2 separate regions of the Homo sapiens genome follow, and region 2 is linked to region 1. The links are chromatin loops, found by intact Hi-C in ENCODE. Cell type or tissue: mammary epithelial cell. All regions are shown on one strand. Region 1 overlaps GRID2 (glutamate ionotropic receptor delta type subunit 2). Region 2 has its middle 100 kb from the start of LNCPRESS2.

Evidence for each region. A loop is a pair of places that touch in the nucleus more often than their neighbours do. Peaks named below come from ENCODE experiments on the same cell type or tissue, not always from the same donor. Only the 100,000 strongest peaks of a DNase experiment are listed, where the experiment ranks them.
Region 2: a loop joins it to region 1, with 18 times the contacts of the local background. A loop is called at or near these places in 2 of 110 quality-filtered maps.

Annotation. Positions count from the first base shown.
Region 1 is chr4:93,761,521-93,769,520 of GRCh38, forward strand. It overlaps GRID2 (glutamate ionotropic receptor delta type subunit 2), which reads left to right. Exons shown (of 16, transcript NM_001510.4): 15 at 7,690-7,930. Among named protein-coding and RNA genes, the nearest start is that of ATOH1, 63 kb to the right of the region's middle. In mammary epithelial cell, a CTCF peak has its summit at 3,299 (motif pointing left); no DNase peak of the experiment used is centred here.
Region 2 is chr4:92,168,655-92,176,654 of GRCh38, forward strand. No RefSeq gene overlaps it. Among named protein-coding and RNA genes, the nearest start is that of LNCPRESS2, 100 kb to the right of the region's middle. In mammary epithelial cell, a CTCF peak has its summit at 3,747; no DNase peak of the experiment used is centred here.

The sequences.
Region 1 (8,000 bases):
CCACAAAGTCTAAAATATTGGCTATCTGACCCTTAACAAGAAAAGCTTGCTGACCTCTAGTCTAAAAGATGATAGTTATGAATTTATTTGAAATACCATGAAGTACTATTAACCTATATGATAGAAACTCTTGGTGGATTGAAATTAAGCAACTGCCATTTGGCTCAACTAGCTAGAAGAAATAGTTAAAAGTTCAATTTAAACAAAGGAAATAGCTCCTAATAGTTTCCCTTACACTATTTGATATTACTGAGGTATTAGATGCTATCAATAAATATTTGTTGCACTTAATGTTACCAACTGATCACTAAGAGATTTTGCTTAAGAAAAATAATCGATTGATGATTGATTCACAGGAAGTTGATAGAATTGATTTTTACAACTCTGATATGCAAATTGTAATATTAGATATGCCAATCAAAGTGCCACTATGCTTAATTGTTTAAATCTTAATCTTTGAGAAGTGCTTCTGCTTCGATGCAAGATTACCTACGTTTTCCAAAGCTAGGATGAAAAAATTGATGAATGAATGAAAAACCTATTGAGCTAAAGTTTTTTCTGAAAATCATCTGCATGCTATTATTAATACTTTCTCAGTAACCATGGAGAGGAAAATTTTGTGAAAACCCAGAAAATGAATTTAATAATGTGGATATTATGAGCCAAAATAGATTTATTCAGTGTGTGAAAAAAATAACTTTTTTTCAGAAATTTCAAAATTTCTTTCTCAGTGATAACTGACATTAAACAGTATTGAGTAATGGGACTCTCTCCTAAATATCTTTTTAATTTTGGTTACATAAAACTCATAAGTAGGTACTGATAAAATATTTTTGAAATATTAAAATGGTTATTTTATCCTCACGAATTTCTACCCCCAAATTGCCTCAATACTTCCAAATTGAAGAAGTACCAAAAGGTCTTGTATCATAGAGTTTCTGGCGTTACATAGCTATAATTATCTTTCACTATGACAGGACAAGAAGCTTGAAGACCTAGGGTGTAAGAAGGATATTCAGGAGAGGAAAGGAAGCCTTACTTCTTCTGACCAGAGGATTCTAACAGAGGTCAGGAGAAGAGAAAGGCAAGAAGACATTAGATAGATTGAAAGGCACAACAAGGGTAGAAGACCTAATGCTTCTCTTCCCTTTAGGGTCTCTGGGGGAGTTCCCAGGGCACACCAGGCTCTTTAACAACAGAGAAGACCTCAGATCATTAAGAATGCAGAGCAGCAGGGTCAGGAAAAAGCACAGGTTCAATAATCATTCCCAGGCCTCCCTTTCTTTCCTGTGCCTCGCATGCGGGGTTAGAGCATATGGACCTGCCTTGGGCCCCTCCACAGTGAATAACAAGGTGAGGTCATCATACCATCTGGAGGGCTACAGAATCATCAGGGGCTGGATAAAGAAAATGGCAGAGGCTCAGAAGGATGTAGAGCACCCCAACAAACCAAAGGAGGCTGAGTCAGCAGGGAGGAGCCCATAAGCCCTACATTAGCCAACTTTTAGCACCTATAGCCTTTGCAGACTTTAGCAGCAGTCACCTATTAATCTCTAAAACTGAACCCAAGCCCATCCCACCTCAAAGGAGAGCTGCCAAAGCGAATTCAAGGACCTGCAAGAGACCAGCCACCACCTTTCCCCTAAATCCCTAATTTCAGGGATATAATGCTGTCCTCCATAAATCCTGATACCATTTTGAAAAAGAGTAAGGGAAAAGAGAAGAAATGGGAAGAATTGAGTAATTCTCTCAAGTAGATTGAGCTAAAGCTAGAGACATGTTAAATTATTAGATGAGATTAAATTTTAAATCATATTGGGCTAAATTTAGTTTTTTCCCCACTGCTCAGTAGGCACAGTCCTCCTAAGATCAATTAAGTTATAGAGAAAAGCTACATTTTCTCTGCATACCCAAATTGTAGCATGAATACATTTGCTATCACACTATAATTATATTGTTTGGTTTAGAGGAAACATATTGATGAGACGTTTACTCAGGGTTTAAGAAATCTCTGAAACTAAAGAAGATAGCTTTTCTCTGCATACTTACATATTAGAAGCTGTGTGAGATAATGGAGAGAAATGTGCTGGAAGGCAGACCTGAGTTCTAAGCCCAATTCAACTATTTATTATCTGTGTGAGCAACTTAAAAAGTCATTTAAACTCTACAGCAGTGAGATTGTGTGTTCCATGTGAAAAATCTAGGGAATCATTATGCCGGATTACTTAGCGTCTTCATCCATAAAATGGGGGAGGAGAAACAGACGGGGAAGCAATAATGTCTGCAACCTTTCCCATTCTAATTTCCTAGTAGAAATGACTAAAAAGGCAGGTGTCATTTTTCTTAGGTAACCAGTAACCAGTAACTTTTTTAGTTTGGTTCAGTAGGAATTCACCTATGGGCCATGATTCCAGAAAAGTTTGAGAGGAACTTATTGACAGCGATGGTATTTAAGGACAAAATCAGAGTGACCTATGTGGGATTAGAAATTTGCGTCCAACTTTCAGCAACCTGTTTTGTAACAAATAAATTAATTTGAAAATCATTTCCTAGAGTAGTGACTAAAAATGGTAAGGGATCAAAAATTAGTGTGAGTCTCAAACACAAATGAGGCTAAAAAGGCTCTTCAAGATGAATGCCTAAACCTGTTGGATTTCTTTAATTTTAATATGAAAGAAGGATCTTTTGATTCCTCTACTCCCTTCCCCTGAAATTTCCTCATTTATACCAATAAAGAAATCAGTGCAATTTTCAAATTGCAATTAAGTTTTATGGACTTCTAAAATTTTTCTGTTCAATGGGATCACAAATGTTTTAATATTTTGGATGAAAAAAAGGAAATGAGATGTCCGTGTCAGTGAATCAATCATTCATTGATCATATGGGCATGTAATTCTCCATTAAGAAGTATGTACCGGAACAGGTCCAAAGAAAGAACAATAGTGATACATGTGACAATAATAAGTCTAGCTTTAGAGTTGCAATAGCCTTCCGCGTGCCAGGTAATGAGCTTTTCATGCATCTTGCTCACTGAGATCGTCACGTGTGGTCTTATTAATTCACACCACAATGACCCTCAAAAGTAAGTGTTGTTATGCATCACCATGGTGTAAAAATAGCAGGAATTTTTCTGACTATACTCCAAAAAGAGATTTTAGCCGTTAGTTCATCACAGTCTAATAGCTAAACTTATTTCTAATAGTTTAAGTATTTACAGCCCCACAAAGTCTATACTTCAGCACTTCAATCCCATAGATTAACAATAACCACAGTAACTCTTTGCTCTCTATGAGCAAATACTGCCATCTTGTGGAAATTGCACGCCAAACAGAACATTATTGTTCCATAAACTCAAAAGTTTTTCTTGTGTTTATTAAGAATTTTGCAACTCAATTTTTGCATTGTCATACATACGCGCACACACACACACTCGCACACATACATACACATTATTGTTGCTTATAATTACAAGGTACAATTCTTTAGATTTTCAAGTTCAATTTAAAAGGGCCAGTGCTTTGGGAAGATTGAAGGGAACATATCTCTTTGCTTATTATAAGAATTCATCCTATTCATCTTCCAGGCAGTGCATTATATTTTACCACACTTGCTTTACATAATCTTTAAATTGGGTTTTTGTTAAATCATAAAAAGGAGGCCATAGTGAGACCATTCTGATGGAATTTCCAGGAACACTAGATTTTGTAGCAAAATGTTATGACAGAACTCTGGACTTAGAGAACACTTTCATTCCCTTCCAACACTTGTAGCCCATGCCAGCCTGTATTCCTGGAATCTGTTGTCAGGGGTGACTGAGGGGTCAGATGGTCCAATTTCTCTGTACATCCCCAAAGATGAAATCTCCCTGCAATGCCCCAGCCACTTGTGCTGCCGTGAGCATAAAATAAACAATACAAAGAGATTTTTGTGGCATATTCGTACTTGAAGCACCTAGAGAGGGTGCTTCCTTCTTTCCCCTCGATGATCTCCTATCGCTCAGCTGGCTGAACCTAAAAATTCTGCAATTAAATGATTTTTTTTGGGTTTAAGGCTTTTAATTCCTATTAGAATTTAAATAGGTGAGGTATTATATATATATATATATATATATATGAGGCATATATATATATTTCAATAATGATTTCTAAAGTCAAAATATTTTCCAAGTTTAGAAAGAATAAGGAGACAAAATTAAATAAAATGAAATGCAAGGGCCCCAAATACCACTGAGAAGAAAGTGTAGGCAGTAATTAAGTTCCTGAATGAAGGAAGGAATAAATGAACATGAATTGAGGGCATTAAAAAAATGGCTTCACAGTGTCACTCAAGCCTCTCCGGTGGAATGTGCAGTCGTGGTTTAGAATAAATTTTGTACCCAAGGAAATGTCTGGAATGAAGTCATTCTTCAACTGTTTATTAAATGGATAGATGAATAAAACAGGAATGGAATAAATTAGAAAACAGCATCAATCGTAAGAAAAAAGAATAGGATCTGATATCAGAGTTTAGGATTCATTTACCAAAACTGTGTTGAGTATATTCCATCAATAAATATGCACCTGCTCTGTAGGAGGCAATATGGAGGATGAGTACACACTCTCGAAAATGGAACAGACTGATCAAGTAATTATAAATGATGATAAGTGCTATGAAGGAAAATTCTTACACTTTCACAGTGTATTAGTTCGTTCTCTCACTGCTATGAAGAAATACCCAAGACTGGGTAGTTTATAAAGAAAGAAGTTTAATTGACTCACAGTTCCCCATGGCTGGGGAGGCCTCAGGAAACTTACAATCATGGTGGAAGGCACCTCTTCACAAGGCAGCGGGAGAGAGAATGAGTGCTGAGCAAAGGGGAAGCCCCTTATAAAACCATCAGATCTCGTGAGACTCACTATCACAAGAACGGCATGAGGGAAACCACCCCCATGATTCAATTATCTCCACCTGTCCTGCACTTGACACGTGGAGATTATTACAAGGTGAGATTTGTGTGGGGACACGGAGCCAAACCGTATCACAAGGCTACTGACCAATATGGTGTGATGCAAATAGGAGAGCAGGATAACAGGATCTCATTTTGTGCCCAGATGTATTCTCATTAAGCAAATGTTGCTGTAGTTGCCTTTTATATCTACAAGTACTTATAAACTCAAATTTAAAAAGAATTATTTGTTCAAAGATGACTACATTTTTCCTCCAAGGTAATCAATGGTGCTCTGACTACCTAGAGCCTTTAGGTGGGCAAATACATAAGGGATGTGCCATTATTTTTTATTATTATGGTAAGAATTCTTAACATGGGTGCTATTCTATGAAAATTTTTAATGTACAATACAGTATTGCTAACTATAGTTACAATGTTGTACAGTAGTTTTCAAGAACTTTTCCCTCTTGCATAACTGAAGCTTTACACCTATCGACGAGCAATACCAACATCATTTAAATGATATTCATGAATAGGCCAGGAAAGTAATTTTGATACCATGATTACATCTTTGTGTGTTGCCTAACACAGTGCTGGAAATTTCTACAAGTAGTTGCTTCTTTGGATCAAGAGATTATTTCCCATGTGTATTTCTTAAACCTGTTACTTGGAAAGCAAAATGAGAGAAGGGGAATGAAGGTCATAAGTTTGGGAAATGCTGAGTTAAACAAAATCATGCCGTTTTCTTTTCTGCTGGTCTTCTGAGAGTCTTTAATAGGCTGACATCTTTGTAAATTCCCAAGAGTGTGTTTCTCAGAATTAATAACCACAAGGCCCTTTTCTTACAGAGGTCTTGTAGGTACTGGTTTGCTGTGAAATGCACTTTTGGAAATTCTGGAAATGCAAATGGCTTTTTCTGGAATGGAAGCTGGAATAAGGGTGACATATAACCCATTAATATTCATAATCATTTTAGTAAATTCAATTAATCAAATTAATTACTCTTCTAGAGCAACACTCTAGACAGATACATTTCACAGGAAGCAAGGAGAAAAGGTCCAGGTTGTGGGGGAGGTTTCAGAACAGTCTCAGTCCTGGACTGCCAGCACGGGGCACCAGAGCTGAGGCTGTGGGAACGTCTGGGAGAGATGACAGGGACCTGAGACCAACCCTCTACCAGAGCCTTAAGGGCTGGTCTCACTCTAGTTTAACTCAGATTAAACACTGACCCAACTTCCAATGCACAAAATCTTCTTCCCTTTATCATGTTGCTTGTTCTTCTAGCCATGTGGATGACATGAAACAGGTAAAAAGGTCACTACAACTCCATTCTCTGAACTCTTAAATTGTAAGCAGTCTCACCCCAAATAATCCAAGACCTTGGGCAAGAGTACAAATATAGGTTCACATACCCCAAGTCTAATTATGTAAAAATTATGCATTAAACTAAAACCTGTTTGATATAATATATTCTATGTTCTTATCTGGACAAATATACCTTCATGACCCCTGGGAGGCCAGGTTTAAGTTTCTATGTGACTAGCCAGGAGGTCTGAACTGACCCAGGAGCACAGGGCTCTGGGGCCCTTTCTTTCCACCTGCAGCTCCAACTTGCACGCTGAAGTGTCTCCTACGCAAGGCTGTATACACCCGAGCTCACTCATCTGAGCTCTGTCCACACTCTACAAACTCCACCCTATAGAGCTATGGTGCACCCGTGGCTGTAAGATCTTCTGCCAGGAGGACAACCCTGGGAATAGGCCTGGCAGGCCCTGGAAGAGCACTAAGCTGTTTGGCCAGGAAATTCCAGGGAACCCAGAGGACGATGCACACTCTGTACAGGCACACAGCCTTGGTCTGATCTTCCTTGCCCTGTGAAAAAGGGCATAGCTGGAGGAGGGCCACATCTAGGCTGGCCTCAGGTAGAGCCTAAGAAGCACTGGGAATTGAGAATAATTCCTCTATGAAAAACACACTTTAAAAAGCTGCAGTGTGCAGCTACCCTCAGACTCTGGGGAGGGGAAAAAGAAGCAGCAGAAGAAAAAGAAGAGGGTTTTTCCTATTTGAATTTAACTACTTCTGAAAGCCTCTGGTCAGGTTTTCTTCTTGTTTTCCAAGGTAAGATTACTTCCCCTTTGGCATTAAAAGGGAAACTAGATCAGTTGTGCGAAAAACCAAAAAAGATGTATTTTATCAACTTGAAACTTATCCCAAGGCTTCCTCTCACACTGTGTTAAATAATAGGTCTTCTTAATTGAATTTCTTTGTGTGTAGCATATGCTGGGTGACATTACGCCAGCATCTTGCTCTAAGCAGCAAAACGTTCTTCATAAAAGCATTAAGATCCTGAGTATCATTCTGGATGTAGGAAAGGGACACAGAACTACAACAACTTGAAAGCATATAAAAACAGTGCCTCTGAATTGTGATTGTAAAAACACACTGAAGCAAACCAGGAGGAAAATATTTAGAATTATAGAATGAAACCAGAAGAAGAAGAATAGGAAGAAAAGGAGAGAGGAAGATGGGAGGGTGGGATGGGTGAAGAGAGAGAGGAAAGCAGTGTGGTGCAATGCTGTCTGTAGAATCAAAGCAATGATGACTTTCTGTTTCCTAGCATTCCATCTAAAACAAGCAGATCTATATATTCATTTCCCTTTGACAGCCACCATCCTACAGAGGTGGGATTATAAATGGATGTGTTGTGAACCAGGGCGATAACTATGTCTGTAATAACACATGCTTATGTTCTTTATCCCAAGGATCCTGGAGCTTCAGCAGAATGGTGACATGGACATCCTGAAGCACAAATGGTGGCCTAAGAATGGCCAGTGTGACCTGTACTCGTCAGTGGACACAAAGCAGAAAGGAGGCGCCCTGGACATAAAGAGCTTTGCAGGGGTCTTTTGTATCCTGGCTGCTGGAATTGTCCTCTCCTGCTTCATAGCCATGCTGGAGACGTGGTGGAACAAGAGGAAAGGCTCCCGGGTTCCATCAAAAGAGGTACTTGATTGAGAGATTTGGCTCTAAATTGAATCAACAAGCAGGCTGTATTTCCAGGGAGGACCATCCC
Region 2 (8,000 bases), 1.6 Mb before region 1:
AATTAGTTCAGCCTCTGTGGAAAGTAGATTGGAGATTCCTCAACCCACCAAAAATAGAACTACCTGTTACTGATATCTAACTAATGGAAGAGATGTTATTCTACCAAAAGACATCTGAACTCATCTTTATTGCAGAACTATTCACAACAGCAAAGTCATGGAATCCACCTGTGTGCCCAACCATGGTGGATTGGATAAATAAAATTGGTACATATACACCATGGAATACTACACAGTCATAAGAAAGAATGAGATCATGTCCTTTGCAGGAACATGGAGGCAACTGGAGGTCATTATCACAATTGAATTAATGAAGAAACAGAAAATCAAATACTGCATGTTCTCCCTTATAAGTGAGAGCTACAAAATGGGTACACACAGACACAAAGACAGAAACAATAGACACTGTGGTCTCCAAAAGTGGGAAACGAGGGAGGGAGGGGACCAAGGTTGAAAAACTACCTATTAACTACTATATTCACTATTTGGGTGATGAGTTCAATAGCAGCCCAAATCCTAGTACTGTCCAAAATATCCACGTAACAAACCTGCACATGTACCCTCTTGAAACTAAAATTTAAAAATTAGAATAAATTATCTTATTTTCACATTGATGTCATCTACAACAATAGGCACATTAAATGGGTTTACCTTATGTTATTTTAAAATTCTTCTCATAACATTTTGATCAATACACTTGTATTTACAACCATGGTTCCCTTCATTACATGTCAGTCATCAACATATCAATTTGGCTTATCTTTCAGCAAATACAAGGTAATATTTTTGCTGCTTAATAAAACAATAATTCTGAAGTCTCCTGCATTGTCTTCTAATTACCACTAGGAAAATATATGCAACCTCTTTTTTCTTTACATATTCTTTATTTCTATGTCAATTTTCAGATTCTTCTTGTCTAGGTCATGTTCAGCTTTTCACTTCCTAAGATGCATGCAGTCCATTGTCTTGTGCCTACTTCATGATTGTATCTTACTGTTCATTATCAGGTATATTTCAATCAGATAAGCAGACTTACTGTTAATAATATGAATAGAGTGTGCTTTTATAGGATTTTGAACGTGCTCAATTGTGAGGGCAAGTTAAGCAGCCTATTTAAGGCTGTTGATTCTGCTTTTGGTGCTGGATTTTGTCATCAGGTCGAACAGCAGGAAAAAAATTGGATGTGAAATATGGAGAGCAAGGACAAACTAGCAGCTCTGATGATGTGGTGGAACCTCTGGGACAAATTAAAATCATTGTCTGTTTCTCAACGCCTCCAGCCACCAAATTCACATGAGGAAAACGTTAGCAACTTTCCCATGAAACCACACAGGTATGAGGCACAGGAATTAGAGAAAATGAAGGAGGAAAATTTGTATATACTACATACACAAGCTTCAGGCACAGCTGTTGGCCCACACCAACAAAGTGACCCAGCAGACCAGAGACAACGTGCATGAATTGCAGCAGCACTTTATCCAACTTTAACTAACTAAGCCTACGGGTGGCTGCTGCTTCACTTCTGCCTTCCAAATATTGCAGAGAATTCTCCTGTGGAAAATCCTAACCTGGAATCACATAGGGAACAGACTTCTAGGGAACATAGTTTCACTTTAGCCTTGTTAACATAGTACACATTCATTACATTATTCATATATATGTACATATTTCTGGTTCTCATAATCTATTGAGTTAAAAAAAACCACGTCCATTTTAATCTTAAGAGCTACGCAATATATAAAGATAACAGAACAGGCTGAATAAAAATAGGGAGGCTATAATTTATTATATTTTCTTAATTGCCTTAGGAAATACAGTATACATAGGATGGCTTCATCATTATAATTAGTATTAGCAAGAGTAAAATCTGCATGAGTCATCAATTACTACTGCATTGAATGTTAAATAAGATTGTTAAAAAATTATAGTGTATACTGCTTTCTATATAATGATGATGAAACTCATTGTTTTCAGTAAGGACATATAATAAATCATTCTCAATTATATAACATTTCAAAGTTTAACTGCTGAGTTTCATGTGTTAGATTAATATGCCTTAGGTCCTTATATTTTATATTAATTTAACTCAGAGTTATTATGTACTTGTTCAAGGTCAACCATTTGGTATATGGCTGTAAAGAAACTTAAATTCAGATTTATATATCTTTTGACTCTAACTACAGTGCTCTTTCAGCTGTAACACCCACACAAACATAAACTCTCTTATGTTTAAATACGTATCTATATGCCTTGTGATTCAAGGTTACAAATTAAGTCTATACATTGATCTACTTTATGCAAAGATACTAATAAGATGATAATGAAAGGTTTTTAAAGGTATAAACCCATGACAATGAAGATCATGGGAAACAGATAATCATAAAATGAAATATTTCAAATATTTTCTGGAAGGTGAATATAAATGGAAGTGACTAAAGAAGGAAATTAAATTTTCACAAATGAGAATGCGTGCAGAAAGGTTTTAACCAAAGAGGGAATTCCTCTCCTTGGAAGAATTCTAGACAAGTTCAAGGATGCAGGACAGGAGGGGATGCAAGCATAAGATGTAGGACTAAAAATTAGGGATTCAATTGCAACAGTATTTAAGAATCCCTTGTCTACATGCTGTATATCCAGACATGCAACCAACATTCAATATCAACTGTAGCAGAAAACAGTCTCCAAGCATTAATGTTGGACGAACACAAAAACAAAATTAGTTATTTTCAACATAAATTCAATATACTATTTTAGGAGAAACAGAGCAACTCATGTAAGTGAAGCTTTCTTAATTGTGTTCTTTAAAGAAACAGCAGCATAATGGCTTGTTAGCTGCTCAGTTGCCCTAGACCAATGTTGCAGGTAAGTAAGCTTTGCCTTGCATTGAGTGAATTACTGTTCTTCTCAATGATTCATTTTAGGTAGAAATAGAAACAAAGAATCAATACATATCTGATATATCTTCTGAAAAAAGGAATTATAACGATAAACAAATTTTAAAAACCAAGAAAAAAAGAAAATCCTAAGATGATCTGATAATTTAAATATCTTAAAATTTCACTTTGAAAAGATCAAGAAAAATGTATATCTATAAAAAAACAAATTAATATGAGAAATAAAAAAAAACATTTAAAAAGACATTGAAAGTATGCAATATTTTCATGAAATATACATACAAAATGGGCTTAAATCAAGTCATACAGCTCTATGATTTTAACAAAGTGAATATATCCTTGTAATGAGATAAAGATCAAAACACAGTATAATATCAACACCACAGATGCTTTTGTCATCATCATTTCCAGCCTCTTTCCCTCTTGTCAGCAAATAAAATTACTATATTGGTTAGTTTTGCTTATTAAAAAAAAAAGTTACATGTATTTATACAGTAGGAACTCTTTTGTGATTGGCTTCTTTTGCTCAACACTTTGTTTTTGTGATTATACCCTGCTATGTTGCTCAGTGATAATTTTGCTCACTTTCACTCTCAGTAATAGGTGTATTTATTAATGCCACTTATGTCTGCATTGTTTCCAGTTTGGGACTATTATGAATAGTGTTATTATAAACATCATTGAACTTGTCTTTCAGTGTACATGGGTCCACATTTCTGTTACATTTACACCTGGGAGGAGATGTGCTGCTTCAAACAGTATGCAGATGCTAAAGATTAGCAGATACTGCCAAATTATTTTCCAAAATGATTCTAATCATTTATACTCCCACCATTAGTTGCTCCACACCCTTGTCAACACTTGGTGTCAGTCTTTTTCATTTTTGCAATATGAATGGGTGTACAGTAGTATTATACTGGGATTTAAATTTGCACCTTCTTAGTGATTAACTAAATTTAGCATTAGTCGATATGTTTATTGGACATTTAAATGCTGTATATTGTAATGTATCTAGTCAAGATTTTTGCCACATTTCTTTGGAGTTTTCTCTTTTTTTAGTAATTCATAGGAGTCTTATCAGTAAGTATACAGGATGTGAGTTCTTTGTCAGATAGAAGTATTGTAAATATCTTCTCCCAATGTGTGGCTTGAATTTCTATTCTTTCAATAATGTTTTTGGAGGAACAGAAGCACTTGGTGTTTAATGTTGATAAATCTCATCTCCTATTTGTATTTTTTTGTGTGCTTGTAAAGAAATCATTATGTAATCTAATGCCATTAAGATATTTTTCTTGGTTTTCTAATAAAAACTGTAAGAATTAAAGAAAGAGGAGAGAAACACGAAGATTGGCTTTACAGTTAACAGGGACAGGTTTATTTTAAACGAATCTGAGAGGGGTTGCTGGCCAAGTTAGATTAGAGCCACACTTTTTTACAGACTACGAGTTTTTAAGGATTTAGGGTACGAGAGTTTATTAGAGGATTGGACTGCTTTTGTGTCTGTTTGTTGTGTTTATCTGAGAGGGAGAGTTGTGTGTTTGTTCCCATACATCTCTCTGCAGCTGCAGGCATATCCCCCGGAGTTTGCTTTTAGCTTCCCTACCTTACTGCACCTCAAGGGAAAGGAATGTTCTTATTAAGGCCCACTGTTTTACTGGGGCTCACTGTATGAGGGTGAAATTTGGCAGTAACCCAAGAGACTTTCCCCCTACTTTTCTCTGTGCCCAAGCTGTCTTATCTGTGTTTTACTGTCTGCTCTTTCTGTCTGGTTGTAGTTAGAAGAGAAGTGATTTCCTTGAAACGCATGAAGCTAGAAAGGGAGCTGGAACTCAAAGTGGCAGTGTTTGTCCAAGATGACGGTGCTCCTGCTCTGTCATTAAACATTATAGTTTACTTGTTACATTTTGATTTGCAATATTTCTGTAACTGTTTTTGCATGTGGTATTAAGTAGGTCAAGATTTTTTTTTCACATAAATAGCTAATATTTTCAGCAATAATTATCGGCAAAACTGTTATTCTTCCATCACACTTTAGTGTTACCTTTGTCATAAGTCAAGAGACAGATATGTATGAGGGTCTTTTTTTGACTCTCAGTTATGTTTTATTGGCCTTTTCTATGTTGGTACATACACTATATTCATTACTGTATCTTTATACTAGGTTTTAATCTCTAACACTATGAATACACCGGATTTGCTATTCTACAAGATTGAATTGACTATTCAGATTTTACAAATTTAAAATATAACTTCCATAATAATTTTTTAAATCAGTAGAAGTCTTGGAAGATAAAAGCAAAGGAATATGGTAGAATGGATAACTTAAAAATAAAACCTAAAAAGTGAAAAGAAATATACCAAATAAGCTGGTACAAATTCCCTAAAATATAAATTCATGGAAAAATAAGAGATGGGAGAGGCAGTTGGCAATCATAGAATAATTTTTTAGAACAATTAATGGTATTTTAATGGAAATTCTAGGGAGCTCTACTTCCAACTCAAATTCTATTCCCATCTTTAGTACTTTGAATTAAGACCAGTGGAACCACTACTCATCTTGCTATTCTAAGTATCTGAGATTGAAAACATTTTTTAAAGCTAAAGTAATAGCTCATTCTCCCATGGATTAAGTGAGGACATATATGGCAAAAAGTATTTGATTTAGGATAAAGATATATCTTTATTCAAAGACTTAAGTATCTCAACACTTTAAAAATCAGGGTTTTAAAGTTTTGTAGTATTTTAACACATGAGATTTCACTTCACTTAAAAACTGTGTTTCTTACCATGTACTAAATTGCTCTCCTGAAATATAGACATAATATGAAGAAACAAGTTGCTAAAGTGTGTATTCAAAATGCGCAGAAAATTAAATGCATTTTACGAGTGAATAGTTTGCCAAAATTCTTAATATACAATTTTATATAATTTAAAGTAAGTCAGCTTCAGTGTAGGAAGCAAGTAAAGGTAATATTTTTGAAATCTTTATTGTTTTGTGGTTTGTATGTTTATTATATTTCTCTTAATAATAAGCCTCATGTGACATAGAGAATGCTTCAATAAAATCTGTTTGAAAGTTCAAATTAACTTCCACATACTTATGTTAACAAATTAATGAATCTGTGAAAACTTTTAAGGTTCATTGCAGTGCCTCTTGATGCCATGGGGCTTCACATTTGAATTACGCCCTTGTCAAGGAGTCTGGACTATTTGATTTGGGGTGTGATTACAATGTAGTTCTTAAATTAATGTGTACTAGTTTCATGGCATAACTCTCTCTTCCAATGTTAGATAATACTTCAAACTCATTAAGATATAATGATATATAAGAAACTATTATTAGTCCTAATATTAATTCTCTGTTCTCAAGTAATTGAACCTAATAGCAGTGGCACAGGAAGAATTACTGATTTAATTTAGGCTATTTCTTAGTGAACATTTTATGCTAAGTACAATATAAACTACCTTGAATTGACCTAAGATGAATACAAATAATATTATATTAAAATAAGGAATCACTTATTTGGAAAATGTTGGTATTATAATTGTTCAAATTATACGGGTGGTGCTAATGTGCTTTTTCACAATTACTACCACTACACTCTATATTCAGACTGCTTTAAGTATGAAATCTTTGAGGTCAGCATTTGTACTTGATCTTGTTGCAGAACTTTCTCCTTAGTTCAGCTAAAACTGGGTTCTTGTCACATGACCAAAAAAGACTAGGTTCATGGACACATAGAAGGGTGGGGAACAAAATTTATTGAGTGAAAAGAAAAAAGGAAAAAAAAAACTCAGCAAAGTGAGATGGAGTCCTGCTAACAGGCCCTCCATCTCACAGATTGAATCCCAGGTCACCACACAGGAACTGAAGAGGCCAGGCTCCTCCTGGCTGCAAATGGCATGAACTGCCTGAGGCTCCACCCTATTCTCCCAGGGTGCAGGTGGGCATTAGTCAGAGAGAATCAGTCGGGAAAGGGGAAAGGGTGGGCTTCATCCAGGAGCAGCAGTTTGATTTTTCAGCCTTCATGCTGTTTTAGGCTAGAAGGCAGGGTTTTGCCATGGACCCTTGGCTGTCTCCTGTCTGTATCAGTCCTACTTGCTCTAGACTGCAGATGTTATGAAGGAGTATGGAGAAGAGAAGTCTAAAAAGGAGAAATTCTAACAGATTTATCCAAATTTTAAAAGATCCTTATGTTTTGGATAAAATATAACTATACTGTGCATTTGATATTGGTTAAGAGAGCAAGGAGTCAGAGGAGGTATAGATGAAAAGAAAACAGTATTATTTGTTGAGAACTTATTATACATGTAATTATGCCAAAGTTATATAGATTGCCTATCTCATTTAATGGTCATGAAAACCCTGGAAGATAGATATTATTACTCCTGCTATAATTAGAGAAACTGACAGCCACAGTGTTAAGTAACTTGTTCAAGGGTACACAGATAGCAATTGGGCTGTATGTGCAAACATATGTTGTTTTTTGCCAGTCTTGCATCTTTTCCTTCTATTTTTTTAGTAACTATTAACTAGTTTTCTTCTAGTGACCATGGCATGCTGGCTTCAATTCAGAGAATTCAGAGGATCTCAGTGAACTTCAGGGAGACCTGACACCTATCCCTGATGGTTTTGGAGGTATATATATGAATTGGGTTTGGCCAATTTCAAACCCTGGCCAAAGTAATTGGTTCAGAAATAGGGCCATGACCTAAGACAAAAGAATTCATCTTTAATTTGATATATCAAAAAATATGTTCTTTCTAACTCTAGTGAACTTGAAAATTAACTGGGACCTGTTAGCTCTTATCTAATGTAGCTTGCCAGAGAATTGCACCCAATGGATGAAAAGTAAGTTATCATAAGGAGAGAAACAGTATTTAAATATAGCACTTGATTTCCTAGGTTGATGTGTCTAAAGTTTGACCACTAATAAAGATCCCTGTCATTTTATTTTTTATATTTTTGCTTAAGCCAATTTGGGTTAGATTTTCTGTAAATGACAAGCAAAACAGTCCTTATTAGTTGACAAAGTTAGGATTCAAACCCAACTCTGTGTACTCTTTGTGTGTACTTGCTACAATTGTCCATGTTAAGTAACTTTA